2 separate regions of the Mus musculus genome follow, and region 2 is linked to region 1. A link is a loop called in an ENCODE intact Hi-C map of the cell type or tissue named here. Cell type or tissue: left cerebral cortex. All regions are shown on one strand. Links, peaks and the distances in the headings refer to the core of each region. The heading gives the core; the rest is flanking DNA.

The links. Peaks named below come from ENCODE experiments on the same cell type or tissue, not always from the same donor. Only the 100,000 strongest peaks of a DNase experiment are listed, where the experiment ranks them.
Region 2: a loop joins it to region 1, with 5 times the contacts of the local background. A loop is called at or near these places in 21 of 42 quality-filtered maps.

Annotation. Positions count from the first base shown.
Region 1 is chr14:57,672,420-57,687,719 of GRCm38, reverse strand. No RefSeq gene overlaps it. Among named protein-coding and RNA genes, the nearest start is that of Xpo4, 15 kb to the right of the region's middle. In left cerebral cortex, for the core only: CTCF peaks have their summits at 7,403 (motif pointing right), 7,607 (motif pointing left) and 12,008; a DNase peak (open chromatin) is centred at 7,593.
Region 2 is chr14:57,790,337-57,805,636 of GRCm38, reverse strand. It overlaps Sap18 (Sin3-associated polypeptide 18), which reads right to left and starts at 7,448. Exons shown (of 4, transcript NM_009119.3): 1 at 7,283-7,448; 2 at 7,040-7,149; 3 at 4,021-4,143; 4 at 657-3,715. The coding sequence starts at 7,411. The coding sequence ends at 3,559. It overlaps Mir3077 (microRNA 3077), which reads right to left and starts at 7,213; the gene lies at 7,150-7,213. In left cerebral cortex, for the core only: CTCF peaks have their summits at 7,467, 8,025 and 8,774 (motif pointing left); DNase peaks (open chromatin) are centred at 6,728, 7,003 and 7,484; H3K4me3 peaks cover 2,753 bases; H3K27ac peaks cover 1,466 bases.

The DNA.
Region 1 (15,300 bases), core at 4,477-12,476:
AGAACGCCTTCCAAATGGCCTTGCCTGAAAGAGCCCATCTTTAGTGACATTCCTCCTCCAGCAACCATACCTCAGACTCTCAAACACTACAAGCTGGGGACGGAGCACTCAGGTGCCTGGAACACCTAAGACAGCCTTCCTGTGCTCCATGAAGATCCTTGACAGAGACTGACGGCTTTGTGCCTTTTTAGCACTCAGAGCTGTCAGCCTTCAGACCCAGGTTCTTCAACTTTTTGAAATGTACTGCTATAGTTTACCGGTTTCTTTCTTTTCTTTTTTCTTTTCTTTTCTTTTCCTTTCTCTTCTCTTCTCTTCTCTTCTCTTCTCTTCTCTTCTCTTCTCTTCTCCTCTTCTTTTCTTTTCTTTCTTTTTTCTTTTTTTCTTTTTTTGATAGAGGGTTTCTTTGTGTAGCCCTGGCTGTCCTGGAACTCACTCTGTAGACCAGGCTGGCCTTGAACTCTTGGAGATCCATCTGCTGCTGATGTCCGAGACTTTAAAGTGTGCCCCCACAGCCAGACTATTTTCTTTGACCTTTATTCTGTGTTTTTAGTGCTTGTTCCCGGAACAGTGGATTTACTAGACATCTTCCACTGTTCTTATATTTATACCTGTGTGTCAGGAAAACAAAAGTGATTTTCTCGTTTGTTCTTACCCCAGATCTGTCGACACAGGAGATGTCTGTGACCTTGGAAGGTAGAGTTCCATAATGCATCTTTGGCTTTGATGAGTTTGTTTAGTAGTGCCTATCAGGTTTATTATGAGGGATATTACAAAACATGCAGATACGCCAACACTGACAGAAGGTATGGGAGGGGAGGGCCTTTAGAGGTTTTACGAGGATTTCGTTCCATAGATATATGTATTTATGAGGTTTTTATTGCTGGGATAAAGATATGACCAGAAGCAGCTTGGGAAACGCAAGGCAGGAGGAGCCTAGAGGTGGGAAGCAGAGCAGCAAGCATGAAGGGATGCTGGCGTGGTCTCCATGGCTCACGAGCCTGCTTTCTTTTGTTTTTAAACAGGGTCTCACAGTATAGCTTCTGCTGAGCTGAAACTCCCTGTCTAGGCCAGGCTGTCCTTGAACTCAGATACCCCTGCCTCTGCTTCCCAAGGGCTGAGACTAAAGGCTTTGCCACCACACTAGGCATTCAGCTGCTTTCTTAGACACACAAGGACTACCCACCTCGGGGTAACACCACATCCTGGAGTGCTGGGCTCTCCGATATAAATCATCAACCAAGAAAATGCCCTATAGACTAGTCTATAAGCCAATCTGATGGACGCGTTTTCTCAATTGAGGCTTCTCTTCCCAGAGGACTCAAGCTTATGTCAGGTTGATTAAAAAAACAACAACAACAACAACAAAAACTAACCAGGATGGCATGAGCGATTCCTGGCCACAGAGGTCAATGTATGCCTCAGTGCCTCTCTCTTCCCCAGAGCTGAGAAGACAGAGCTGAAAAGTCCCAACCTTCTAATCTGCCTTGGTCTTTGACATGCGACCAGCCCACATCCTCTGCCTAGGAGCTGTCACGAACGAATGAACTGTTAATAGACAGAGCGGGATGTCTTGCTTCAATTAGTGCAGGGGTTTGGGGAGTTGTACTGGCTAGAGCTGTGTCATTAGGAAGTCACTGTTAGATGTATTAGTTATATGTCTCACTACTGTGATCATGACGGAGAAGGCGAGGTGGCAGGGGTGTGAGGTACCCTCCACAGGAGGGAGGAAGAGACTAGACAGGAAGTGTCCCCCTATAAAACTTCAAGTGTCCACAACCTCCCCACACAATGCCACCAGCTGGGGAACGTGTGAACCTGTGTGGGACATTTTATAATGCAAGCTACAATTAAAATCGTGTGTTTCAGAATAATCACAACAGCGTGCCGTCCCTGGCTCTTTTTATATCACGTTCTGGAAGATTCCCTTGACTTTATCATTCAGGGGTTGTACTGGCTGGTTTTGTGTCAACTTGACACAGGCTGGGATTATCACAGAGAAAGGAGCTTCAGGTGTGAGGAAATGCCTCCACGAGATCCAGCTGTGGAGCATTTTCTCAATTAGTGATCAAGGGGGAAAGCCATTATAGGTGATTCGATCCCTGGGCTGGTAGTCCTGGGTTCTATAAGAAAGCAAGCAAGCTGAGCAAGCCAGGGGAAGCAAGTCAGTAAGTAACATCCCTCCATGGCCTCTGCCTCAGCTCCTGCTTCCTGACCTGCTTGAGTTCCAGTCCTGACTTCCTTTGGTGATGAATAGCAGTATGGAGGTGTAAGCTAAATAAACCCTTTCCTCCCCAACTTGCTTCTTGGTCGTGATGTTTGTGCAGGAATAGAACCCCTAAGGGTTGTATTAGACTTTTGTTTGAGGGATAGGCATTTTGTTGTTGTTGTTGTTGTTCCTTACAGGTCATTCTCGTTCGCTAATCCATTCACTTTTGTCTCATCCCTTTATTGCTTGTCTGTCTCTCCCTGGGATTATTATTTCCAAGGTGTTCTCTACTTCTTCCACAGTTGTGTCTCCTTCCTCTAAGTTCTTTCTAAAAGCTTTGCATTGCTTTATTTCGTTTTCCCACTTTCATCTGAGGTCTCCTCACACGACTCTATCTTACTTGCTTGAAATAATGGCATGACTAAGATATGATTCATGTATTACAAAATCCACTTGTTTAAAAGTGTCCAGTTCTGTAGGTCACATCTGTAATGCACTTCAGAGACTTAGGCAGGAAGGTCATGAATTGGAGGCTAACCTGAGCAATAGTGTGAAAAAAAAAATCTTGTCTCAATAAAACAAAACAGGGGGCCAGAGAGTTGGCTCAATTAAGAGCACTGACTGCTTTTCCAGACAACCTTGGTTCCCCCCACCCCTTCACAAAAAACGGCTCCAGCATGTATGGAGGTTTACAATAGTTTGTAATTCCAGTTCCAGAAGATCCACTGCCCTCTTCTGGCCTCAAAAGGTACTGCATGCAGGTGATGCACAGACATACCATGCACCATGGGCCAACACCCATGCACACAAAATAATTTTAAAAAATTAAAACACAGCCATGGAAAGAAAGAAAAAACTATACAATTTGGTAGGTTTTAGCATATGTCTGTAGCTGCATAATGACCATAATTTTACCTCTGTTCCTTCACTCCCCTCTATGGACCACCTCAGAGGAGGCTAAGAGTCTATTCTACCTTTGGTCTCTATGGATCTGCCTCTTCTAGACAATTTTATCAATAACCTTAAGTACTATGTGACCTATTGTGTCTGGCTTCTTTCACTTACAAACATGTTTTCCAGGTTTATCCACACTGTAGCCCCTGCCCTCACTTCATTGCTATGCCCCGCTTTATTTGTGCAGTCAGTCACCAGTTGGTGGACTCTTGGATGGTTTCCACTGCGGGTCTTCTGTAACTAGTGCTGCTTGTGAGCCGTCTTTATTTAGCTGTGTTTTCATTTCTCTGGAGGGTACCCTGAGTGTGACATTGCTAGATCAAATGGTAAGCATGTGTTTAAGTTTTTGAGGAATTGGCAAACTGTTTTCCCAAAGCAAGGAACCAGCCTCCATCCCAGGAATGCAGGACAGCACGGTGTTCTCTCAACCTGCACTGACACTCTTCTTATCTGCCTTCTTTCCTTAAGCCGTAAGTGGCTTGGGAGTGTTTCTTCATTGTGGTTCTGATGTGCATTTCCTTAAGGACTAATGATATTAAGCTACTTTTCACGGGCTTATTGGTTTTATATCTTTAATGAGAAAATGTCTCCAAATCCTTCACCTTTAAATCTAACTTTATTTTGCTCATGGCTTATGAGAGGGGTTTATATGTTCTCTGTACAAGTGCCTTATCACGAATATGGTTTTCAAGTATTATTTCCCATTCCCGGGACATTTTGGTTTTCCAGTTCTTTGATATTGTTTATGTGTTGGCTGTTCTGCACATATATGTGCACATATATGTGCACATGTATGTGCAGTGCCCACAGCGGCTGGACAAGGGCACTGAATCCTCTGCGACTGGGATTGTGGATGGTTGGCAACTACCTTGTGTGTGTTGGGAACTGAACCTCAGTCTTTTGGAAAGGCAGCCAGTGCTCTCAACCACTGAGGTGTGAGGTTTTGTCTTTTACTGTCTGTTATAATGCTAAGTGTGGGCCCCCAAGACCTGAGTCTCCATGTAGCCCCTATGACCCTGCCCCCAAGGTAATTCTGATTGGTGAATAATGATGCCAACTGAGTCAATAGCTGCGCAGAAGAGATATAGGTGGGGTTTAGGTTTTGTGGGCTTGGGGGCAGAGGAGGACCTCGAGGGAAAAGGATGTGCAGGAGAGGAAAAGGAGAAGCTGCCTTGTGTTAAGCGTCAAGAAGCGTGGCCCCAAGGGCTGGCCAATCGGAGCTAAGAGCCGCCCAGGTGAAACAGCAATAACTTGGGGTTCTCCATAGGAAATAGATTCTAACAGCGTGGAGGGCAGGCAGCTGCCCAGCTCTTGTGTTAAGGCTTATTGTAAAGAGAAAGGCTGAGAGTGTGTTTTTTTTTAATCTGGGAATTCAATAATCAAAAATGGGGTAGAAACCCCTGGCCGAGACTTAAACACTGAGGCGTCCTTCCTGCCCTAATGTTCAGTGTCTTTTTGCTTCCTTTTCTTTTCTCTTTTCTATTTTTCCCTTTCTTTCCTTTTCTTTTTACTGTCTTGTCCTATCCTGTCCTGTCCTTCCTTCCCTCCCTCCTTCCGTCTTTGGAGATAAAAATTAACCTGTGTAGCCCTTGGTGTCCTGGCCTCAAACTCAGAAGTCCACCTGCCTCTGCCTCTGCCCCCCAAGTGCTGGGACAAAAGGAATGCGCTACCACCAGCCGGCTTAATTTTTAATTTTTGAGGGTTTTTGTTTTTGTTTTTTTTATTTTGGTTTTGGGGGTTTGGAGCCAGAGTTTCTCTATGTAGCCCTGGCTGTCCTAGAACTCACTCACAACAGGCTGGTGTTGAACTCAAGAGATTCGTTTGCATCTGCCTCCCAAATGCTGGGATTAAAGGTGAGTGTCCCCACTATCCAGCTTGATTTCCAGTTTCTAAGAGGTGTCTTCTCAAGAATAAATATTTTCAATTTTGATGGTGGATATTTTTCTTTGCAATACTGGCTCTATGACTAAACCATGTTCCCATTTTCTGAGGTAAGACCCCTCGCAGCCCAGGCAGCCTTCAGTCTGATCCTCCTAAGCTGGGATTAAAGCTGTGCATGCCAGGATGTGTCTAATAACTGATTTCTTCAGTTGCTTGTTCTTGGTGCTGTGCCTAAGAAGCTTGTACTTAATCCAACATCAGGAAAACAGCACTCCTATATTTTTCTCCAAGTATTTTCTAATTTAACCCCAACTGTTGGGCAGATCTGTGATCCATTTTGAATATTTACGGGGTGAGGAGGCTCTAATTTCATAAGCTTGAGCTGACCAGAGCTATTTGTCCAAAAGACTATTTTCTTTTAACTTTTGCTGTAGATATTTTGTTTGTTTGTTTGTTTGTTTGTTTGGAAACAAGGTTTCTCTGTGTAGCCCTGGCTGTCCTGGAACTCACTCCGTAGACCAGGCTGGCCTCGAACTCAGAAATTCACCTGCCTCTGCCTCCCGAGTGCTGGGATTAAAGGCGTGCACCACCACGCCCGGCGCTGTGGACATTTTTAATCCCAATCCAGGGTTTCTACCCCGCTTTTGACCAGTTATTTCCTGATAAAAGATATACACAACCTTAGACTCAACAACTTTTTATTGAATTTTTGTGATTTTCCCATCATGCACCCCAACCCCACTCATCTCCCGGTCCCTGTGTATCTGTCCCCTGCCCTTATAATAAATAGGGAAATAAAATAAAATAGAATAAACAAACCTTGTCGTGGACGCTGCAGTGTGCCACAGTGTCACATGGTACATACGTCTGTCCACACTTCTTGTATGTGTTCACTGCAGAGTCACTGCAGAGTCACTGGTCTCTTTTGAGGCCTCTGGCTTCTGCTATACCTTAACACTGTCAAGTCTCGAATTGAGGGTCCAGAAATAAGCATCTGAATTGATAGCCTATTTATTTATTTATTTATTTATTTATTTATACAGCGCATGAACCCCTCGGCTTCGCTTGCTCTCCCATCTCTCCATCACACTTTCATCCATCCCAGTGGCACCGGCAGCAGGGTGTCACTGTCCTGGCTTCCACGGACTATTATTTTTAAAGTTTTCATTAGCAATATTAATTATATGTAATAATGGGTTTAATTATAACACTTTCATGGTGCATATAATGTATTTTTATCATGTTTACCTCTATTAACGCTTCTTTTTAAACAGGAAAGATTAAAAATAACAGAAAATCAATTTACCAGTTCAGAATATTGCTTACTCAACGTTCCACCTGGAACCTTGGATCCTGGCTCCATCTGAAGTACTTAAATAAATAAATAAATAAATAAATAAATAGGCTATCAATTCAGATGTTTATTTCTGGACCCTCAATTGTATATAAGTGTCCTTTTGCCACCTGTTCTTTTTGTCATTGTTTCAGGATTTTTTTTTCGGGGGGGGGGGAGTTGTTTATTATTGTCGATTTGGTATTTGTTTTTGTGTTTTGTTTTTTGTTGTTTGATTGGGGTTTGTTTTGTGTGTGTGTGTGTTGTTTCATTTTTGAGACAAGGTTTCACTCTGTAGTCCTGGCTGACCTGAAATTTACCATATAGAGGATCACCACTCCTATCTGCCTACCTTTTTTTTTTTTTTTTGAGATTGGGTCTCATTACTAGTTCTGGCTGAGGCTGTCCTGGAACCTGTTGTATAAACCAAACTAGGCTTGATTTCTTGGAGATCTGCCTGTCTCTTCTCTATCTACTTCTACTTAAAGCATTAGGTAACCCAGAGGCTCCACTTGAAGTCTGTGTTTTTAATCACACTCTGTTTAGATTTTGAGACAGGGTCCTTCTCTGAGCCTCTGACTTCTATCTGGAAGGATCCTTTTGTGTGTCTACCCTCCTCCATCAAATCCTGGGGCTGTAGGCTCATACCAAGGTGCCTGCCTTTCTACATGGATGCAAGGACCCTAACTTAGGTCCTTATTCCTATGCATCAAGTGCTTTACTAAGCCATCTTCACAGCCCTTACTGTACTCTCCTTTCTTTTTTTTTTTTTAAGATTTATTTATTTATTATTTACATGAGTACACTGTGGCTGTCTTCAGAAACACCAGACGAGGACATCAGATCCCAGATGGTTGAAAGCCACCATGTGGTTGCTAGGAATTGAACTAAGGACCTCTGGAAGATCAGTCAGCGCTCCTAACCGCTGAGCCATCTCTCTAGCCCCTTACTGTACTCTTTTTTTTTTTTTTTTAAGATTTATTATTATACATAAGTACACTGTAGCTGTTTTCAGATGCACCAGGAGAGGGCGTCAGATCTGTACTCTTAAAAAACAAACAAACAAAAAAAACCCTTTCCTTTTCCTGGATTTCATCCTCCCTTATCCAGTCAATTCATTGTTAAAGCCAGGGTGGGAAGTGGGAGGGTATTTGAGTTCTAGTGACTTGCCCAATAGGAAATGAAGCATCCAGAGTTAGTTCTTTCTAGAAATTGCTGGGAGTGGGCGCCACCTGGTGGCCAAGTCTATGTAATGAGGCAAATGCTTAGGGCTGCTGGACTGAAGTAATTTACAAAGTATCAAAACTGTTCAGTCAGTACACAGCTTGGTTTTTATTTTTTAGATATTTTCATTAGCATATAGTGACTATACAAAACAATGGGCTTTGGTGGAGCATGTGGCTCACACCTGCCATGTCAGTACTCAGAAAGCTGAGGCAAGAGATGGCTGCAAGTTCAAGTTCAGCCTTGGGGAATCCTGCAGAAGATGGAGAAGAAGGATTATAGGAGCCAGAGAGGTCAAGGACATCAGGAAAAACCTACGGAATCAACTAACCAGGGCCCAAAGGGGCTCTCAGAGACTGGCATGACAACCAGGGAGCCTGCATGGGACTGACCTAGGCCTCTGCACATGTGTAACAGTTGTGCATCTTGGTCTTCATAGGACACTGCTAACAGCAGGGGCAGGTGCTTTCTCTGACTCTACTGCCTAACTTTGGGACCCTTTCCTCCTACTGGGCTGCCTCTCTAGCCTCAATAGGAGAAGATGCACCTCATCTTATTGCAACTTGCTATGCCAGGCTAGTTGATATCAATGGGATGGGGAAGGGGGAAGGACTTGGAGGAGAGGCAACAGTAACCAGAGATTGGAGCACCCACCCAACAAAGACTAGACCAGAGATCGACATCAGGAAATACCTGAAATATCCTAACTCCAGATGCCTAGATCCCAGCGTGAAACCAGGAACATGAAAAGCCAACACAATATGCCTTCACCAAAAGCCAGTAACCCTATTCCAACAGGCCTTAAGAAAAGCACAAGACGGGGGCTGGCGAGATGGCTCAGTGGTTAAGAGCACCGACTGCTCTTCTGAAGGTCCTGAGTTCAAATCCCAGCAACCACGGTGGCTCACAACCATCTGTAACAAGATCTGACTCCCTCTTCTGGAGTGTCTGAGGACCGCTACAGTGAACTTACATATAATAAATAAATCTAAAAAAAGAAATGGCTTTTCTTATTAAAAAAAAAAAAAAAAAGAAAAGCACAAGACAAGGACTTCAAAATAGCAATCATGAATATGTTCAAGGACCTTAAGAGGAATAGATCCCTAGTGAAGTCTCTGAAAAGACAGTTGAATGAAATAAAACAATTCAAGACATAAAAGTTGAATTTAACGAAAAAAAAAAATAGAATCACTAAAGAAAACTGAAACCAGGGCTGGTGAGATGGCTCAGCAAGCCAGTAAGAGCACTGACTGCTTTTCAGAAGGTCCTGAGTTCAAATCCCAGCAACCACATGGTGGCTTACAACCACCCGTAATGAGATCCGATGCCCTCTTCTGATGCATCTGAAGACAGCTACAGTGTACTTATTTATAATAATAAATCTTTGGGACAGAGCAAATGGGGTTGACCAGAGTGAGCAGAGCTCCTAAATTCACTTCCCAACAACCACATGAAGGCTCACAACCATGTACAGTTACAGTATACTCATATACATAAATAAATAATCTTTAAAAAAAAGAAAAGAAAACTGAAACCAAAATAAAACTAGAAATGAAAGATTTAGGAAGTCAAACAAAATGCTCACGAGTAAATCTCACCAATGGACTATAAGATGGAGAGGCCAGGTATAGTAGTGTGTACCTTTAATCCCAGCATTCAGTAGGCAGAGGCAGGTAACTCTCTCTAAACTATAAGCCAGCCTAGTCTACATATGCAGTTCCAGGACAGCCAGGAGCAACATGGAGAAACCCTGTCTCAACAAACAAACAAACAAACAAACAAACAAACGAATTAAATGAGAACACAGCATTTCAAACCTCCCGGGACATAGTGAAGGTGGTCCTAAGAGGTAAACTCATATAGGACTACACCAAAAAAATGAGACAGAGAGCATACTGGTAACTTAGTGACATAGCAGAGAGCTCTTGAACAAGAGATATGCTCAAAAAGAGTAGATGACAATAAATAAACTGGGGCCAAAACCAATGAAATAGAAAGAAGCAAAAAATACAAAACAACACAAAGAGTCAGTGAAACAAAGATTTGGTTTCTTGAGAAGATCAGTAGGACTGACAAACCTTTACTCAAAAGACAGAAGGAGCTGGGAGGTGATGGCGCATGCCTCCTATCTCAGCACCCAGGAGACAGAGGCAGCTGGATCTCTGAGGTCAAGGGCCAGCTTGATCTTACAGAGTGAGTTGTAGGGCACAAGACTCAAATTAATTGAGGTGAAAAGGGGAACCTTATTTCAGATACCAAGGAAATTCAGAAAATTATAAGGACATACTTTAAAAACGTGTATATCACTGTACTGGCTAGTTTTGTGTCAACTTGACACAGCTGGAGTTATCACAGAGAAAGGAGCTTCAGTTGAGGAAATGCCTCCATGAGATCCAACTATAAGGCATTTTCTCAATTAGTGGTCAAGGGGAAAAGGCCCCTTGTGGGTGGGACCATCTCTGGGCTGGTAGTGTTGGGTTCTATAAGAGAGCAGGCTGAGCAAGCCAGGGGAGGCAAGCCAGTAAAGAACATCCCTCCAAGGGCTCTGCATCAGCTCCTGCTGTCTGACCTGCTTGAGTTCCAGTCTGACTTCCTTTGGTGATGAACAGCAGTATAGAGGTATAAGTTGAATAAACCCTTTCCTCCCCAACTGCTTCTTGGTCATGATGTTTTGTTCAGGAATAGAAAACCTGACTAAGACAATCACCAAACTAGAAAAATTAAAAAGAAATGGATATATATATATATTTTAAGGATTTATTTATTATTATATGTAAGTACACTGTAGCTGTCTTCAGACACACCAGAAGAGGGAGTCAGATCTTGTTACGGATGGTTGTGAGCCACCATGTGGTTGCTGGGATTTGAACTCTGGACCTTCGGAAGAGCAATCGGGTGCTCTTACCCACTGAACCATCTCACCAGCCCTGAAATGGATATATTTTGATACAAACTAACCAAAGTTAAATCAATTTAAACAGAACCATAACCTCTAGTGAAATAGAAGCAATAATTGAAAATGTCCCAACCAAAAAAGTCCAGCGTCAGATGGATTCAGCACAGAATACTATCAGATCTTCAAAGAATTAGTTCCAATATTCCTCACACTATCCCACAAAATAGAAACAGAAGGAAGATTACCAACTCTTGTTTACCAAGTCAGCAATACCCTGATACCCAAACCCCACAAAAACTCAAAAATGAAAGAAAACTATAGACCAATATCTCTTATGAACATAGATGTAAAATGCTCAATAAAATACTTGCAAACTGAATTCAAGAACAGATCAAAAAGATTATCCACCATAATTAAGCAGGCTTCATCCCAGGAATGGTTCAATTTATGCAAATCATTAAATGAAATTCAACACATAAACAGACTGAAAGATTACAACTACCTGATCATCTCATTACATGCAGAAAAGGCCAATGACAAAATCTAACACCCGTACATGATAAAATCCTGACAGACTAGGGATACAAGATACATAACTCAATATAATAAAGGCAGGTTACAGTAAGTCCACAGCCAAATCAACCTAAATGAAGAGAAATTCACAGTATTTCTTAAAGGAATAAAAAAGCAGAAGAGGCTCCGAGTGGGGGATGGTGCACGCCTGTCAGTCTAGCATGTAAGATGGGAAGGCAAGAGGACCAGGGGCTCAAGCTCACTCCTAGCTACATGCTGAGTTCCAGGCCAGCTGAGGTTATGTGAAACTGTCAAAACAAAACAAAACAGAACAAAAAATCAACATCAGCTCCCCCCCCCCACACACACACAGATGCAGTGTGGCAGGTGCATGAGAGAGGGGTGGGGGACAAGGGAGGGAGAGACTGAGAGAGGGAGCAGAGAGAGAGGCAGAGAGAGACCAAGAGAGTGCAGCAGCAGAGTGAGGGTATTTGGGGGACAGAGAAGCAGCTAGTTGGTGATAGGCTCACAGGAATGGCCATAATGAAGGGGAACAAATGAGAACAAAGTCTAGTGACAATGAAATATAAATGTCATAATGAAACCCTTTACTTTTTTTCTACAGTGCCCCCCTCCCCCAGTTTTTTCTTCTTATTTGAGACAGGGTTTCTCTGTGTAGTCTGGCTATCCTGGAACTTACTCGGTAGACCAGGCAGGCTTCAAACTCATAGAGATCCACCTGCCTCTGTCTCCCAAGTGCTGGGATTAAAGGCAGGGGCTATTACCATCCAGCCCAGCCCCTGAAACCTTTTTAAAGGTCATCAAAAAATAATGAAATAGGATGTAAAATAATAATAATACAATTAAACAAAAAAATCTGTTCTCTAATGAGATAAACAAGATGGGCAAACCCTTTAGGCAAAGTAATCAAAAGAGAGCAAAAACCAAAAACCATAAAATTAGAGATATTACAACCAGCACCAGGGAAATTCAAACAGCAGAGAATGCTGTTGCTATGCTTTTGCAAGGGAGAGTTGCGTGTATCAAAGGCTATCACATTTCTTGGCATGTTGTTTCCTTGGAAACGGAGGCAGTTAAACAAGCTGCTTGAAAACTGCACTTTTTTTCCTAGTGATTCCTTTTTATGTCTCTATTTTCTTTTTTTTAATATTTTTATTAGATATTTTCCTCATTTACATTTCCAATGCTATCCCAAAAGTCCCCCATACCCTCCCCCCCACTCCCCTACCCACCCACTCCCACTTTTTGGCCCTGGCATTCCCCTCTACTGGGGCATATAAAGTTTGTGTGTCAATGGGCCACTCTCTTTCCAGTGATGGCCGACTAGACCATCTTTTGATACATATGCAGCTAGAGTCAAGAGCTCCAGGGTACTAGTTAGTTCATAATGTTGTTCCACCTATAGGGTTGCAGATCCTTTTAGCTCCTTGGGTACTTTCTCTAGCTCCTCCATTGGGGGCCCTGTGATCCATCTAATAGCTGACTGTGAGCATCCACTTCTGTGTTTGCTAGGCCCCGGCATAGTCTCACAAGAGACAGCTATTTCAAGGTCCTTTCAGCAAAATCTTGCTAGTGTATGCAATGGTGTCAGCGTTTGGAGGCTGATTATGGGATGGATCCCTGGATATGGCAGTCTCTAGATGGTCCATCCTTTTGTCTCAGCTCCAAACTTTGTCTTTGTAACTCCTTCCATGGGTGTTTTGTTCCCAATTCTAAGAAGGGGCAAAGTGTCCACACTTTGGTCTTCGTTCTTCTTGAGTTTCATGTGTTTTGCAAATTATATCTTATATCTTGGGTTATCTAAGTTTCTGGGCTAATATCCACTTATCAGTGAGTACATTTCATTTGAGTTCTTTTTTTTTTTTTTTTTTTTTTTTTGGTTTTTCGAGACAGGGTTTCTCTGTATAGCTCTGGCTGTCCTGGACCTCACTTTGTAGACCAGGCTGGCCTCGAACTCAGAAATCCGCCTGCCTCTGCCTCCCGAGTGCTGGGATTAAAGGCGTGCGCCACCACGCCCGGCGTCATTTGAGTTCTTTTGTGATTGGGTTACCTGACTCAGGATGATGCCCTCCAGGTCCATCCATTTGCCTAGGAATTTCATAAATTCATTCTTTTTAATAGCTGAGTAGTACTCCATTGTGTAAATGTACCACATTTTTTGTATCCATTCCTCTGTTGAGGGGCATCTGGGTTCTTTCCAGCTTCTGGCTATTATAAATAAGGCTGCTACGAACATAGTGGAGCATGTGTCTTTCTTACTAGTTGGAACATCTTCTGGATATATGCCCAGGAGAGGTATTGTGGGATCCTCCAGCATTACTATGTCCAATTCTGAGGAACTGCCAGACTAATTTCCAGAGTGGTTGTACAAGCTTGCAATCCCACCAACAATGGAGGAGTGTTCCTCTTTCTCCACATCCTCTCCAGCATCTGCTGTCACCTGAATTTTTGATCTTAGCCATTCTGACTGGTGTGCGATGGAATCTCAGGGTTGTTTTGATTTGCATTTCCCTGATGATTAAGGATGCTGAACATTTTTTCAGGTGCTTCTCAGCCATTTGGTATTCCTCAGGTGAGAATTCTTTGTTTAGCTCTGAGCCCCATTTTTTAATGGGGTTATTTGATTTTCTGGAGTCCACCTTCTTGAGTTCTTTATATATATTGGATATTAGTCCCCTATCTGATTTAGGATAGGTAAAGATCCTTTCCCAATCTGTTGGTGGCCTTTTTGTCTTATTGACGGTGTCTTTTGCCTTACAGAAGCTTTGCAGTTTCATGAGGTCCCATTTGTCAATTCTCGATCTTACAGCACAAGCCATTGCTGTTCTATTCAGGAATTTTTCCCCTGTACCCATATCTTCGAGGCTTTTCCCTACTTTCTCCTCTATAAGTTTCAGTGTCTCTGGTTTTATGTGGAGTTCCTTGATCCACTTAGATTTGACCTTAGTACAAGGAGATAGGAATGGATCAATTTGCATTCTTCTACATAATAACCACCAGTTGTACCAGCACCATTTGTTGAAAATGCTGTCTTTTTTCCACTGGATGGTTTTAGCTCCCATCAAGTGGAGATCATAATAAAAAAGTTGTCGAAGATCAAGTGACCATAGGAGTGTGGGTTCATTTCTGGGTCTTCAATTCTATTCCATTGGTCTACTTGTTTGTCCCTATACCAGTACCATGTAGTTTTTATCACAATTGCTCTGTAGTAAAGCTTTAGGTCAGGCATGGTGATTCCACCAGAGGTTCTTTTATCCTTGAGAAGAGTTTTTGCTATCCTAGATTTTTTGTTATTCCAGATGAATTTGCAGATTACCCTTTCTAATTCGTTGAAGAATTGAGTTGGAATTTTGATGGGGATTGCATTAAATCTGTAGATTGCTTTTGGCAAGATAGCCATTTTTACAATGTTGATCCTGCCAATCCATGAGCATGGGAGATCTTTCCATCTTCTGAGATCTTCTTTAATTTCTTTCTTCAGAGACTTGAAGTTCTTATCATACAGATCTTTCACTTCCTTAGTTAGAGTCATGCCAAGGTATTTTATATTATTTGTGACTATTGAGAAGGGTGTTGTTTCCCTAATTTCTTTCTCAGCCTGTTTATTCTTTGTGTAGAGAAAGGCCATTGACTTGTTTGAGTTAATTTTATATCCAGCTACTTCACCGAAGCTGTTTATCAGGTTTAGGAGTTCTCTGGTGGAATTCTTAGGGTCACTTATATATACTATCATATCATCTGCAAAAAGTGATATTTTGACTTCTTCTTTTCCAATTTGTATCCCCTTGATCTCCTTTTGTTGTCGAATTGCTCTGGCTAGGACTTCAAGTACAATGTTGAATAGGTAGGGAGAAAGTGGGCAGCCTTGTCTAGTCCCTGATTTTAGTGGGATTGCTTCCAGCTTCTCACCATTTACTTTGATGTTGGCTACTGGTTTGCTGTAGATTGCTTTTATCATGTTTAGGTATGGGCCTTGAATTCCTGATCTTTCCAAGACTTTTATCATGAATGTCTCTATTTTCTTGGAAGGTATTATTAACTACATGGTCACTTAGGAATATGACATATTTTGTAACTTTTTTATTATGTTCAAGTTTTCATTAAGTGCTACCTCTCTGCAGGCTGAAATATCACAAAATAGCTAAACACTCTTAAATGGCATAGTCTGTCCTTTGCTGATTAAGCAGTGTGGTTTTTCCGTATTTCATGTTAATGGAACAAAATAATGGTGGGCAGTGTTATTGTGAAGCGTTATTCTGAGCACCGTCTTAC
Region 2 (15,300 bases), core at 4,901-12,900, 120 kb before region 1:
TCTGAACATGCAGAGGCACAACTAAGGTGACATCCATTGTGAGCTGGTCTCAGGCCAGCCAGCTGTACCCTGCACTTTCCATAAAATGATAAGCCCCCACCCTCTAAGCTAGTTGTAGTTTTGTTATTGCAAACAAACCACCGAAAAGTATTGGAGGCTGGTTCCAGATCCCAGTATAGCTCTTGGGTGTTATACTGTCATACTACATAGGACTTACATAGCCAAGTATAAATTCATGTTCATCTCCCAAATGAGTTACCTGCTGCTGAGAGCCTCTGCCTTGGTCTCATGTTTACTGAACATAGTGTGACTTACTCAGATTTAACTGTCATGTGTGCTTCTAAATGCTGTGTTTATTAGCATATGTAGTTCTTACATTTGAAGTAGGAAACTGGCACTTCAAATGAAGTTGAGCATTAATTTTTTTTTTTTCTTTGTGTGTGTGTCCTACACTGTTTTGCACAGCCCCGATGGTCTCTAAAATCTGGGATGTCCTTTCCTTAGCTCTCACCTTGTTCTGTAACCTGACATTTCTCCCTCCTTACCATCAGATCTTGCCGATAGTACATAAAAAGTTGGGTGAAAGGCCTGGAGTGCAGCTCAGTGGTAGTGGTGCCTAATGTGCAGGGCCCTACATTTGATTAAAACTGCGGAAGTTGTGGGCATTGGTCCCTCTTAGGTTTATTGAATCCTTTATCTGGTATAGCCATCTCACATTTTGGAGACAGACAAGCTCACACCATATCCAGAACTGAACCGTGTAGTTTCAGCAATCCTCTTCTTCTTGACACTTGTCATAAGCATCGCGACATCCTTTTCATCCTTACTCTTGATTTTTTGAGAGGCTTTGTCTGATCTTTGTACTTAAGTCCTTGGCACCTGTCAGTGGTGAAAAGCTTGAGTCAAGTGAATCAGGAACACTGCAAGTTTCTCAAACTGAGATAGCCTCTGAAAGTTCACCTCATTCACATTTAAATTATTTTAGCTGGGTACAACCAGACCTATAAGCCCAACAACAGGATGGTCAGGAATTCCAGTACAGAAAAACCCTTTAAGTCACTGTACATGAAGTTTACTTGGAAGTGAAAGCAGAATAGGGTTATACAACCAACCTATGATGCAGAGTAGAGGGACAGGCTGTGTCCCACTTTGGAAACAGTTAATGCTCACTGAAAACTCCCTGTGCACAAAGTTCTCTATTCCACTGACTCCCACACTGGAATGTTATGCAGCTGGGCAAGGGGGGTTGGTTCATACCTTTAATACCAGCACTAGGGAGGCAAGAGGCAGGAGATCTCTGAATTTAAGGCCAGCCCGGTCTACAGATTTTGAATTCTAGTACGGCCAAGGCTACACAAAGAAACCCTGTCTTAAAAAAATAAAAGGCTCTGCATTATCACCACAGCACCTTTTCTGGGTAAAGACTTCTTATTAATGTGACTTTTTAAGTGTTTAATATTAAAACTGTTCTTTGGCCTGGACGTGGTCTTATCTTACACATACCTTTAATCCCAGTATAGAAAGCAAAGGCAGGTCAGAAATCTGAATTCTAGGCCAGCATGGCCTACAAAGTGGGAGACCCCGTCTCACAAACAAGAGCTACAGGGAGCACTTGTTGCTTATGCCAAGGACTCAAGTTCAGTTCCCTGAAGCCACAGAGAGACTTACAACCAGTTGTAATGCTAGTTCGGGGGTCTGACAGCTTCTGACCTCTGAAAGGTCTGTACAGACATAGTGCACATATACACAGGCAAACTTATAAAGTGACAATCGGAAAAACCCAGAATGTAAAGATGCTCTCTGGGCCACTGAGATGGCTCAGTGAAGGAGTCTACTCTATCAAGCATGACAACCTGAATTTCATCCTCGGGACTCAATAGTGGATCCAGAGAACCAACTTCTAAAACTTGTCCTGACTTCCACACACCCCTTCCCCCAAAATAAATGTAATTTTACTTTGATTATTCTTGGGTTTTTGCTTACTGGCCCTAGGAATTTCCTTCTTTGGGAGAAAAAAAGAATTCATGATTTTGTTCTGAGACTGGTTACCTGGTCAAGATTAAGCCTACTAGAATACTTTTAGAAATTTACTTGTCAACTCTAGGAAATCATAGCCATTGGCAAGTGTTTAAGCCAACAGACCAGATAGGCAGTCACTCTGCTGTTTTTTTTTTTTTAAGATTTATTTTATTAATATATGTAAGTACACTGTAGCTGTCTTCAGACACTCCAGAAGAGGGAGTCAGATCTTGTTGCGGATGGTTGTGAACTGCCATGTGGTTCTTGGGATTTGAACTCTGGACCTACGGAAGAGCAATCGGGTGCTCTTACCCACTGAGCCATCTCACCAGCCCCCACTCTGCTGTTCTTAACCACCTTCGTGGTGGAAACTATAGTCATGTATTAAGATTGGGGTTTGCAATCGTATAGAATTCAATAAAGCAGGGCCAGTTGTTCCTAATGCCCATCATGAGCTAACCAAGCAGCCACACCTTTAGCAGCCACAGGAATCAGTCACTGCAGCTCAGTTGTGCAGGTTTTGTGAGACATGCTTAGCAGTGTGGCTCAGCTGTCCCACATAAGCTAGGAATAGAAATGCGTATCAAAGAGTAACTACTTAGTAGCTTTTCCCTCTCACTCGCCCTCCCTTCAGGTGCATGTGCCAGCATGCACATTACACATCTAATAGGAAACAATGACTTCGGGCTCAGCCATCCCATTTACTCTGTAACTACTACTCTAAAGTCTACTGCAAATGTTTAGCTTTCATAGTTCTCCAGTGAGGTCTCCAGCACTCAACAGGCTGTATTTCCATTCTCGGCTCAAGGTAAGCCTCCCTCATAGCCTAGTTTGGATTCATTTCCTCCCTTCACTTGGTGCCCAGAGGCAAAAAGGGGGTCAGATCCCTTAGGACTGGAGCTGTGAGCCATCATACAGATATTGGGAACAGACCTGGGTCCTCTGCAAGAACAAGTGTTCTTAGCCGGGCGTGGTGGCGGATTTTTGAGTTCGAGGCCAGCCTGGTCTACAAAGTGAGTTCCAGGACAGCCAGGGCTACACAGAGAAACTCTGTCTCCGGGAAAAAAAAAAAAAGAAAAGAACAAGTGTTCTTAACCTCTGAGCCATCTCTCCAGCCCTTGCCACCTACTTTTTCGATCATCTAATGCCACAAACATATTCACCACTTTATACAACCCCATGGCTTTCTTATTTTGCCTCTTTAGGGCTTAAAATGCCCTCTACTGCTGAATAAACCCCTACATTATCAGGTGAGACTCAAGCCTCCATTAACTTTTACACCTGGGCTGATTGAACACATGTATTTCACAATACAGCTTTATACAGAATGCTAAGAGCACTTTTCTTCATATTTTACATAAGGGCTTAAAACATATGGACTTTAATATACCAAAGTACATCCAACTCTAATTCCTAAATAAATGTGTTACAATTTGTTGAAAATTTAAAGGCTTAATGGCAAAGTCCGGGGGAAGAAAGGATTAAGTAAGTTTATTTTACAAACTGGCTGAAAAATAACTTCAAGAAAGTCAATAGACTTCAGTAGGGTCTCATCCTCCCTGACGAAGGCGGCGCCCGATTTGGAGGCGTGATGGCTATGTCCAGATAATCCCCTATTTGGAACTTCTGTGACTGCAGGGTCATGGAGTCATCAGTGCCCTTCCTGCCAGACATGGTGCTGCCAATCTCCTTAACTCTGCAGAAAAGAAAGCCAACGGTTAGTGGACTAGAACTGTATCAACAGAACGGTGCAGACTACAGGGGTGATGTATCTCCAGAATTCAAGTGAAGCCAGATCTGAATATAAGCCTATAGCTACCACTACTGTCACTAAAGACAGACACGAAAGGCATTATCCCAAAGCCAGGCATGGTGACATGTGCTTATAATTCCAACACAGCTGCATCTTATCAGAAAGAGAATATATATGTGTGTTGCTGGGGAGGGGACCTGATTTGCAAAATGCAGAAATAACAGGAATTAAAATAACAAGTCACCTACCGATATCCAGGTCTTTTAAGATCCATAAAAACAATTGCAAAATTGAAGTGTGTGCCCTTCTTTCTGGCTTCTGGGTAGACTTCCTTCACTAAACTAGTCAGTTCTTTCAAGGTTGCATCCATCCTGAATTTTTTGAAGAGATAATTATGATGAATATTAGTATAACAAGGACATTAAAAACAGCAAGTTGTGCATCCAATGAGTCATTCGTAGTCCAGTGCTGCACACTATATGATGGCAAGATGGCCTGGCAGGGAAGTCAGTTTGCTGTACAATCCTGGCAACCTGTGTCAACCCAAATAAGGGTCAAAAGGAGAGAACCAACTTCCACAGTTGTCTTCTGACCTCCACAAATCAAGCATCTCATGGAATGTGTGCACGCGCGCGCACACACACACACACCCCTAATAATAACAAAGAAAAAATTGCCTTGAATATTTCCTGAGCTGTCCTCCATGGGGGAAAACAACATCAATAAAATAAAAATCCTGCTACAAGGGCTTAAGGCTAAGGCCTTGTTCTGAGACTACATAACATCATCTGGCTCAGCCATCTACTTATCTGCAAGTAACCAGTACAAATTATTCAACTACACAAAATAACTATTTTCTAAGATACACAATCTCCCATACATTACAGCATCTGAAAGTGGAGTGCATCCTAGAACCAGTGTGCTACAACAGCATCTTCCTAAGTATATGTAATTTCTTGTTCTCTCATAGAATCTTAATGATGGAGGCAAGGCAAGATGGCTGCTTAGCGGGCAAAAGTGCTTGCTGACAGGCTGACAACCTTAGTTTGATCCTTGGAACCCACGTGATGTAAAGAGAACTGCCTTCCAAACCTGTGCTCTGACCTCCACACATGTGCTACGACACTCCCATACGCCACACATACACAAAATAAATCTGCCAGTGGGACGGCTCAGCAGGTAGTCACTTACTACATAAGCTGGCTGTCCCAAGTTCAATCCCCAGAACTCTCAAGTAAATGTGGATAGAAAAATATTCCAAAAGATGTCCTCTGACATAAAAGCTGTAGCACTTACACAATGCACCTATAACACAAAAATAACCAAAAAAAAATTTTTTTTTAAAATAAAGGAATCCTAAAGCCAAGAACATGAAATGTTAAGACAAACTGCAGGCCCCTTTTACAACTTAAGCCATTATTAAATTAAAAATACTTATCTGAACTCAGAACTAAATACAGTCCCTTGTGCTAATACAGCACAATCCAGGGCAAGGTAACTGAAAATGTAAACATGGCAGCAACAGTCAGTTTAGTTCATCTTTACACTGCTTTTGCCAACAAAGAGGTAAGTGAAAGGCAAAGTTGAAATAGCATTCTGTGCACTGGAACAAACGGCAGAACCCTAGAGAGACACTTCAGAATGACAACCCTGATGGAACGGTACCAAGGAGAGAGCTAAAGAACGCCCTGCAGTGTTACTGTGAACGTTACAAATCTCCACATCGCCGTACTCAATGCATGGAGGGAAAATACCCAGAAGGACCACACTGTCCCCCGTTTTCTGCGCCAGGTATTTATTTCTCCATGTTCCTGTAACAGAACTCAGTCTTTCAGACGGAGGGACACTGTCACTCTTGCAGAAGAACTGAGTTCAACTCCCGCACCAACAGAGCAGCTCACAGCCATTTCTAACTCCAGTCCCAGAGATCTGATACCCACTTGTGACCTCAGTAGGCACCAGGCATTTATGCGGGGCACACACATACATGAAGGTAAACACACATATACATAAAAAACAAATTACAATTTGGAAGATATAATATCGAAACTGACACAAACTATACATACACCAGTGTGCATAGTTCAAGTAAAATCTTATTTTTTCATAACTGTATGTAGTTCACTGTGTAATAAAATAAGTTATAAAACTTCAGACAACTGTTACCTTCTTATGTATTTTTGCAACTAAATTTTACCTGGCCAGAATTCATACTCTATTCTGCAATTAACTCCGAAATTTTATATATCGTTCCTAGTGAACTTCAATGCTGGCATAAACTCTGATTTTCTTTTGAGGCAATTTTTAAAAATTAAACAAGCTTTTACAGTCTGAGTGCCCTAGCAGAAGAAGGGTAAGCTTTATAGCAGAAAGTCTCAAGAGCATATGCTGAAAGGTGTGTACAGTAAACACTACATTTTTAAAGTGAAAAACTTGATTATTCCAAGATTTTGATATCCATGTGGTTCTGGAACAATCTCTACAGATAACAGAGAGATAACCCTCTTTAGAAAGCTGGGCTCACGGAATAGAAAAGCAGCACTTAAGCAAAGTCCGGGCAAGCTGGAAAATTCATTTGTTGGGGGACACGGAATTTTAGTATGTGGAGAGTGGCTTAAATTCAGCCGCTACTCAGTAGTTTTCCCTTATAAATTCAATCACTAGCTCGTGTTTTGGATGGGGGTGGGGGGATGGGGGGTTGTTTGTCTGTTTTCCCGAGAAAGGGACTCTTTTGTGGTGTATCTTACCACCGCAACAAAAATGTATTAAAATTCGCCTTTGCTGCTTTTCCAAAGCTATTACAGTGTCAACCTGACACAATCCAAAGGACAAGCCTGTAACGGTCCTAGCTGCGTGGGTCCTGAGCAAGGCAGGTACTCGGAGATGAAACACTTGGGACAGCCGTCCTCACCGTGCAAACACCAAACGCTTTGACACCAAGGGCCGGGGCAGAAAGGGCTCGGTGTTGATGGTGCTTTTTAATATCTTGGTGCTGCGTGGCTCGAGGCTTCCCATTGCCTCCACTCTGCGAACACGGTTCACTCAACAGCCATCTCCCTCCCCGTCCTCTACCATCTTATCCTACCGCACCGTAAGCTACCTACGTATCCTTTTGTACCGGGCGGCCACACGGCGAGAGCGACGCCGGTCAGTTCACTCTGACCTAACGTTTCATCCCCACTCCCGAAAGGCGTCACACGGCGGGCGAGCCCGCCCTGGCTGTCCCCGAGGACGCAGCCCGCCAGGCCCGGGTCCCGCGCGGCTCACCAGGTGTAGATCTGCAGCTCGCTCGAAGGCACGTTCCCGCGGGAGAACTCGTCCATTCGGTGGTGGCGGCCGTTGTTGGTGGTGAAGACCCGCAGCAGGAGCGGGCAGGTCTGCGGAGAAGCAGGGAGTCAGCCTCGGGCGCGCCATTTGGCCTGCCCGCCCACCCGTCCGCAGGCCGCGCCCGCCCTCCCGCCAGCTCGCCGCTGCTGCCACCTCTGCCCCGCAGCCGCCCGCAACCCGCACCTTCTCGCGGTCGATCGGCTTCTCCGGCTCCTTCTTAATTTCCTCCTGGGTAACGCGCGACTCCACCGCCATCTTCCTCCTTCGGCCCGGGAGACGCTCGCCCTGACCTCCGACCCCTGCGGCGAGCATGAGCTAGTCGTCTCTCGCGAGGAAAGGCACGAGGTTTTATAGGAAACGAGTGGCAAGGCGGGGCATCGCATGGCGCAGGCGTATTTCCGTATGTGTGGGTGCACACGCACGCACGCGCGCGCGTACGTGTTGCCTTGGGGAGAGGGGTGGGGCACACGCATGCGCAGTGCTCTACAGGCGTCTTGATCGTTCTTAGTTGTTTTCTTACGTGCTCACTGCCCAGGTCAGCTTAACGTAATATTTTCATGCGTAGTGATGAAAATGTGTAGCGATCACGAAAAACTTAAGAAAATTCACATGACATGTAAAAATATGAACCAGGTAGTCATAGTGATGATAAACCGACTGAACTGGTTAATATGGACCCCCAGTGCAGAAAGGTACTGCAAGGCCAGCGAAATGATACCTTTTCTGTAGATGATGGGGTAAAGCTGTCTGTTTAGGGGCTATGAATGAAATAGGCTCTTTTTATGTCACGCAAAATTCAAGAGAGGCAAATCCAGCGGCATGGTGATGCATACCTTCACCTGGTCTTCAGAGTGTCAGGACAGTCAGGGCTATGTGGAGAGAGCCTGTTTCAAAACAAAAACTACAAAAGTATCAGTGAGAAAGACTGATTGAAAAAACCTTCATGCCGGCCAGTGGTGGCGCACTCCTTTAATCCCAGTACTTGGGAGGCAGAGGCAGGCTGACTTCTGCATTTGAGGCCAGCCTGGTCTACAGAGTGAGTTCCAGGACAGTCAGGGCTACACAGAGAAACCCTGTCTCAGAAAAAGAAAGAAAGAAAGAAAGAAAGAAAGAAAGAAAGAAAGAAAGAGAGAGAGAGAGAGAGAGAGAGAGAGAGAGAGAAAGAAGGAAAGATAGAAAGGAAGGAAGGAAGGAAGAAAGAAACCTTCACAATATGCTATAGATACTAAAACATAAACCCCATAGCTCCATTTTAAAGCAGTTGCTTTAAAAATGAAATCTAGACAGTAAGCATGTAAGGTTCGGAATGTCACTGCTAACCCAGAGAGTTCGTTAAAGATCTGGTGACTGCTTTTAATAGATTGCTTTACAAACAAATCGGATGTAGTATATCTGCAAAAATTAGACACTGCCAGTAGCAGCTGTTGGCCTTGGCACTTCTGAACTCCGGTGAGAAGGCAAGCTGGCACACACTTTGGATTCTTTAGGGTTCCTTGCTAGTCATCCTCTAGTCCTTACAACCCCTTCTTGCTGATAGACTCTAGAGAAAATCTTTGCTAGGAGTATATCCAGAGACATTATGAGAATGCTCTTCACTTGAGGTTCTTACAGAGGACCAGGCTACAATTCAAAACACCTGTAACTCCAGTTCCAGAGGCTCTGATGTCCTCTTCTGGCTTCCTTTGGGCACTGCATGCATGTGGTGCACAGACATGAAAACAGTCAAAACACCCATACACACAGCATAAAAATAAACAGATTTAAGAGGATGTAGAATGCTCATAACTTCAGACAGAAGCTGCTCCTGTAGCGAGGACAAGCCAGGCCTTACTAAATCCTCTATCTAGGACCTCCTTCCCTAAACTGCTGTGCTCCTAGTCGTTAACAGACCCAAGGCAGGGTGGGACAACACAACTTGCTAAATCTCTGCCTAAATTCCTGTCTTGTACCTTCACTATCTGCTAAATTCAGAGGTCCTCCGCCTTGTAGACACCTCTACTTCTACATCTTTATTATAAGCTGCTTTCCTTACTTCTGGGACGACTGCTGGATCCCCATCATACCGCTGCATCCTCTGCCAAGTGGCCAGATTACCAATCCATCACAGGACACCTCTCTGCCAAATCTGGAGTTTTCATTACTTAAAATATTAGCCATAAGGTGGATCTCTGTGGGTTTGAAGCCAGCCTGGTCTGCAGAGTGAGTTCCAGAATAGCCAGGACTATGAAGACCTGTCTCGAAGAAACACACACACACACACACACACACACACAGAGAGAGAGAGAGAGAGAGAGAGAGAGAGAGAGAGAGAGAGTCAGAGACACAGAGACAGAGAACAAAAGAAAGAAAACAGAAAAAAAAACCCACCAACAACAAAATCCACACCAATGAATTGATAAAAAGAAAAAAAAAGTAAAAAAAAGTTAGGATGTCATTCATTTTGTAGAGTTCTTGCTTAGCATACTCAAGGCCCTAGATTTGATCTCCAGCAATTCAAAAACTAAGCATAGTTGCATATGCCTTTATTCCTTTATCTCCACATTTGGGTGATAGGAAGATAAAGAGTTCAAGTCATCTTTGACTACAAAGTAAATTTGAGGCTAAAATAAATATAAGACACTGCTTCAGAACACAGGAGGGAAGAAGAACTACTCCAAGGGATGTAGTGGCTATTCCTGGTTGTCAACTTGACTATATTTGGAATGAACTACAATCCAGAATTGGACAACTCACCTGTGATCCTAATCTGGAGGCAGAGAGATACAAGTTTCTGACCTAGATTTTGTCATGGAAATCTTGAGATATAATGACTATGAATCCCAGAAGATTAAGAAAGGGAGATCTCTGAGTTCAAAGTCATCTGGGACAAAGAAAGTCCCAGATCCAGGCATGGTGGCACACACCTTTAATCTGGGCCACACATCCTGCTGGAGACCTACATAAGGACATTGGAAGAAAGAAGATTTACTCTCTCTCTCTCTCTCTCTCTCTCTCTCTCCTTCACCTGCTTGCTTTGTGGGACTGAGCAACTGCTAGATCTTTGGACTTCCATTTACAGCTGCTGCTGACCATTGTTGGGAGTTGGACTACAGACTGTAAGTCATCAACTAATTCCCTAACTATATAGAGACTACCAATAAGTTCTGTGACTCTAGAGAACCCTGACTAATACAGAAATTGGTACCAGCATAGTGAAGTATTCCTGTGACAACCTGACCATGTTTTGAGGAGGACTGTGGAAGGACTTTGGAACTTTCAGCTAGAAGAGCCATTGGGATGCTAAGAGCTCTGTGGGGTGTTCTGTAGGAGCTTTAAAGATAATGTTGAGAACGGTGCAGAAGATGGAGGCCTGGCTTGTGAAAATTCAGAGGGAAGATTAAGGACTTATTAGGGCCATTGCTGTTTTTAATGTGAAGATTCTGTGGTTTGGGTTAGCTGGGGCTGAAGAATCAGCTGTGATTAACAAGATACCAAAACGACTACAGCAAAACCTTTGCATTACTAGGACTATTGATGCTGGTTAGCTGGAGCTAAGAAATTAGTGGTGATTAAGAAGAGACCATCATCATTAAGGTGACATCTTCTGGGAAGTGTTTTTTGAGAGCACAAAGAGGCTGTGTTCCAGAGATAGCCAAGGTTGTACTGCATGCTGCAGCAGGAATTGGTAATGTGTAAGAGTCACCCAGGTGGTACTGGTTTTGAAGGCATGAAGGGGTCATGCAGAGCAGCTGAGGCTCGGCACGGTGAGAGGCCATGGAAGGCCATTGGTGAAGGTACAGCCTCAGTTGCAATGGATGGCCCAGGACTGAAGGGGTCATGCAAAGGAGTTGAGGTTTGGCACCATGACCTAGGAGAGGCTATTGGTGAAGCCAAGTTTCAGCAGAAGACGGCAGTATTTTAGAGATGCCAGTACCATGAATGACCACCAAGAACAGCAGCAGCAGTGGAGTACAGTCATCTGGAGCCTAGAAGACAAGGTGTGTGCTACAAAGGGCAGGGCTGGAGAAGTGACCCAGGCCCTTGGAGGAGCCCTGAACATTAGTTGCCCAGACATTGGATGGTTGGAGTTTGATTTTTATTTTGATTGTGACTGTGTCCTGATATTTTTCCCTCTTGAAGGAAGAAAGTATTTTAGTGGAACCCACAGTTAAGAGACTTTTAATTGTAAAAAGACATTGAATTTTAAAAGATATTCTATATTTTAAAGGGATTGAAATTTTAATAATTTGCAAAGACTGTGGGACTTTTAAAGTTGTTTAGATCTTGAGGATGAATAAGAAACTAAGGGTTGAGGCTTACTAGTGTTGTGTTTGTGTGTCAAGTTGACAAGGGGTCAATTGTACTGGATGGTTTTGTGTCAACTTGACACAAACTGGAGTTATCACAGAGAAAGGAGCCTCCCTTGAGGAAATGCCTCCATGAGATCCAGCTGTAAGGCATTTTCTCAATTAGTGATCAAGGGGGTGGTGCCATCCCTGGCCTGGTAGCTCTGGGTTCTATAAGAAAGCAAGCTGAGCAAGCCAGGGGAAGCAAGCCAGTAAGTAACATCCTTCCATGGCCTTTGTATCAACTCCTGCTTCCTGACCTGCTTGAGTTCCAGTCCTGACTTCCTTTGGTGATGAACAGCAATGTGGAAGTGTAAGCTGAATAAACCCTTTCCTCCCCAACTTGTTTCTTGGTCATGATGTTTGTGCAGAAATAGAAACCCTGACTAAGACAAGGGACAACAGCTAAATGACTTTACTAAATACAAGTAACAGGCAAACAGACACACCTACATGAGCAGAAAAGGGACCTTTTGAGACAAGGTGTTGCCATGTAGCAGCGGGTGGCCTAGAGCTTTCAGTGACCATCCTGTCCTTTAAATGGGGCATAATGGGCCATCCTAATAGGAATATGGAAGACCTTGTTGCCGAGTTTGATTTGAACTGTGCAGACCTGGCCCGAGAGGGTTCAGTGGAGAAGAATTTCAGACTGTGGCCTAGAGACTGTTCCTGTGGTGTTTTGCTGAGGAATATTTCTGCCCTTTTCTGAAGGCTCTACCTGAGGCTAAGGTAAAGAGATTTATATTAATTGCATTGACAAAGGAAGTGTCAAAAAAAAAGCCCAGCAGACACTTTTTTCTCTGGTTAAGTCTTATGAAGAGTGTTTTGAACAAGCATAGCAAGTTTAGAAAGGAAAAACTATAAAATATATGGTTCAATTATTAAAGGGGCACCAGCAAGTGAATTGAAAAATAAAAGGACTGAGACAATTGATGTTGGTTAGCTGGAGCAAAGAAATTAGTGGTGATTAAGAAGAGATCAGCATCACTGAAGTGAAATCTTCTAGGCATTGTTTTCTGAGAGCACAAAGAAGCAGTGTTCCAGAGATAGCCAAGCTTGTATCTCATGATACAGCTGGACTTAGTAATGTGTAAGTGTCACCCAGGTGGTACTGGTTTTGAAGGCATGAAGGTTATGAAGAGCAGATGAGGCTTGGCACTGTGAGAGTTCATAGAAGGTCATTGGTGAAGGTGCAGCTTCAGTTGCAGTTGACAGCCCAGGACTGAAGGGGTCATGCAAAGGATTTGAGGCTTGGCACCATGAAGAGAGCCTATGAAAGGCTATTGGTGAAGTCTAGTTGCAGCAGAAGACTTCATGTATTGGAGATGCCAGCACCTACCATGGCATGATCACCAAGAACTGCAGCAGCAGTAGAGTGGATCAACCTGAGCTTAGAGTGCTACAGGGGGCAGAGCTGAAGAAGTGACCCAAGTCCTTTGAAGGAGCCCAGAAGATCATGTGTGGATCCCAGACACTGAAACAAGAAGCTGTAACATTGAAGCTGCCTTGGAGACCCTGAGATTTTCAAGATGCCACAGCCATATCTCCTGAGGAATGCTGCTAACATGGAGTGGAACTCGCCCAGGAAAAGAAGATTGTTGCAGTCAACAAAGATGAAAAAGGAGTTGGAGATCTGAATACTGCTTTGACATCAGACATGGAGATGCAAAGTTTGGAGTTTACCCAGCTTGTTTCCTGTGTGGATTTGGGGATTACAGTTAAGTGATTGGATGGATCTCAGAAGAGACTTTGAACATTGGACTTTTAACACTGTTGAGATTGCTATAAGCTATGGGGATTTTGGAAGTTTGGAAGTTAGACTAAATGTACTTTATTATTATTATTATTATTATTATGCTATGGGTAGGTATGGCCCCTATAGACTCATGTGTTTGAACAAGCCTATGGGGGCCAGGGAGTGGAATGTGATGGTTTGTATTTGCCCAGGGAGTGATACTATTTGGAGGTGTGGCCTTGTTGGAGTAGATGTGTCCTTGTGGGTGTGGGCTTTAAGACCCTCATCCTAGCTGCCTGGAAGCCAGTATTGTGCTGGCAGCCTTCAGATGAAGCTGTAGAACTCTCAGCTCCTCCTGCACCATGCCTGCCTGGACACTGCCATGTTCTCACCTTGATGATAATGGACTGTACCTCTGAACCTGTAAGCCAGCCCCAATTAAATGTTGTCCTTTATAAAAGTTGCCTTGGTCATGGTGTCTGTTCACAGCAGTAGAACCCTAGCTAAGACACATAGACACTTGTTTATGGTGATGGAACTGCTCTGTTCTGCCCCAGAATGATGGTTTCTATATCATCATACATTTTCCAGGCCAGTAGAATACATAAAGCCCAGAGAGACCCTAAAGTAGACTATGGACTTGGATAAAGATAGCACTGTGTGGAGGTAGCTGTGTAACCAATGTGGCCTTCTTGGGGACATAATAACAGAGCAGGTCTAGAGGCGTGGCCATGGCTGGAGTAGGGAGGGAATGTAGAAAAGTCAGATTGCACAGACACAGCAAGCAGGGGTTGGGTGGTCTGCATTCTCTGCTAGAAAAAAAAACACAGCACCCAGAAGCTCGGGGTGTTTATAAAGTTGAACAAGAAGACAGGGTTATTGCGTACAGCTGAACAAGAAGGCGGGGTTTGCGGTGTACAGCTGCATCAAGGAGACAGATTTAGCCAGCCTTGGTAGGAGCAGGCTCTGGAGAGAGAGCAGTCCATAAGTATCTGGGCAGGGAAAACTATGGTTAGACATTTTTGGCACACACTGCAAATGCTTTTGCCTTTGGTCCTCCAAAGAAAGCTCTGCCATTTGCCTCTGGGCTTCACCCAGGAGGAAGAGTTTGCCAGGCCTCCATGGATCTGTGGCTCTGGGCTCCCTGACAGGGCCATGAGTGTTTCAACAACCAACTCTCACTCAGGACGTGACTCACCAGACCCCGGCCCTGCTGCAGGCCATCCTGGCTGAGTTCCTCCGTTTATTTTTGTTTATTATTACTTGATATATTTTTGTTTATTACTGATGGAAGTATCATGCAATTCAATTGACCTAGGTTTTTTTTTCACCCCTAAGTTCCTTTTGTATCACTTTAATTCATTGAAAAAATATTTTAAGATTTTTTTTTTTTTTAAAAATGGTCTCTGGTTATGTGTGAGTGTATACCAGAGGGGTGCAGGTCCTCGAAGGAGCTAGAAGAGGGCGTCAGGCCATTGGTGCTGGAGGTGCAGTTAGGACTCACTCCACTGGGGCCTAGGAGCCCACCTCAGCGACTCTGGAAAGCAGGGAGATCTTGTCACCTCTGGGCCATCTCTTCACTCTTTTCTTGCATAATTTTTTGATGAAGCAAGGATGGTGGGACAAGCCTGTGATACCATGTTCAGAGAGCTGCACCAGGAGGACTGTCACAAGTTCAAGATGACATAGGAACTCCCAGGACTGCCAGGGAAACAAAAACGAGAGAGACAGAGAGGGAGAGAGAGAGAATCTCTACAATTTTATGAGAAGCCTGGTAGTTTGTTTGTCAGGCAGGGTTTTTGCTTCCTTTTTTTTTTTTTTTTTATTTATTTATTTTTTTTTTATTTGTCGGGCAGTGGTGGCGCACGCCCTTTAATCCCAGCACTCGGGAGGCAGAGGCAGGCAGATTTCTGAGTTTGAGGCCAGTCTGGTCTACAGAGTGAGTTCCAGGACAGCCAGGGCTACACAGAGAAACCCTGTCTCGAAAAACCATGTATACAGCATTCTGCCTGTATCATGTATACAGCGTTCTGCCTGCATGTACATCTGCAGGCCAGACGAAGGCATCGGATCTCATTATAGATTGTTGTGAACCACCATGTGGCTGCTGGGATTTGAACTCAGAACCTCTGGAAAAGCAG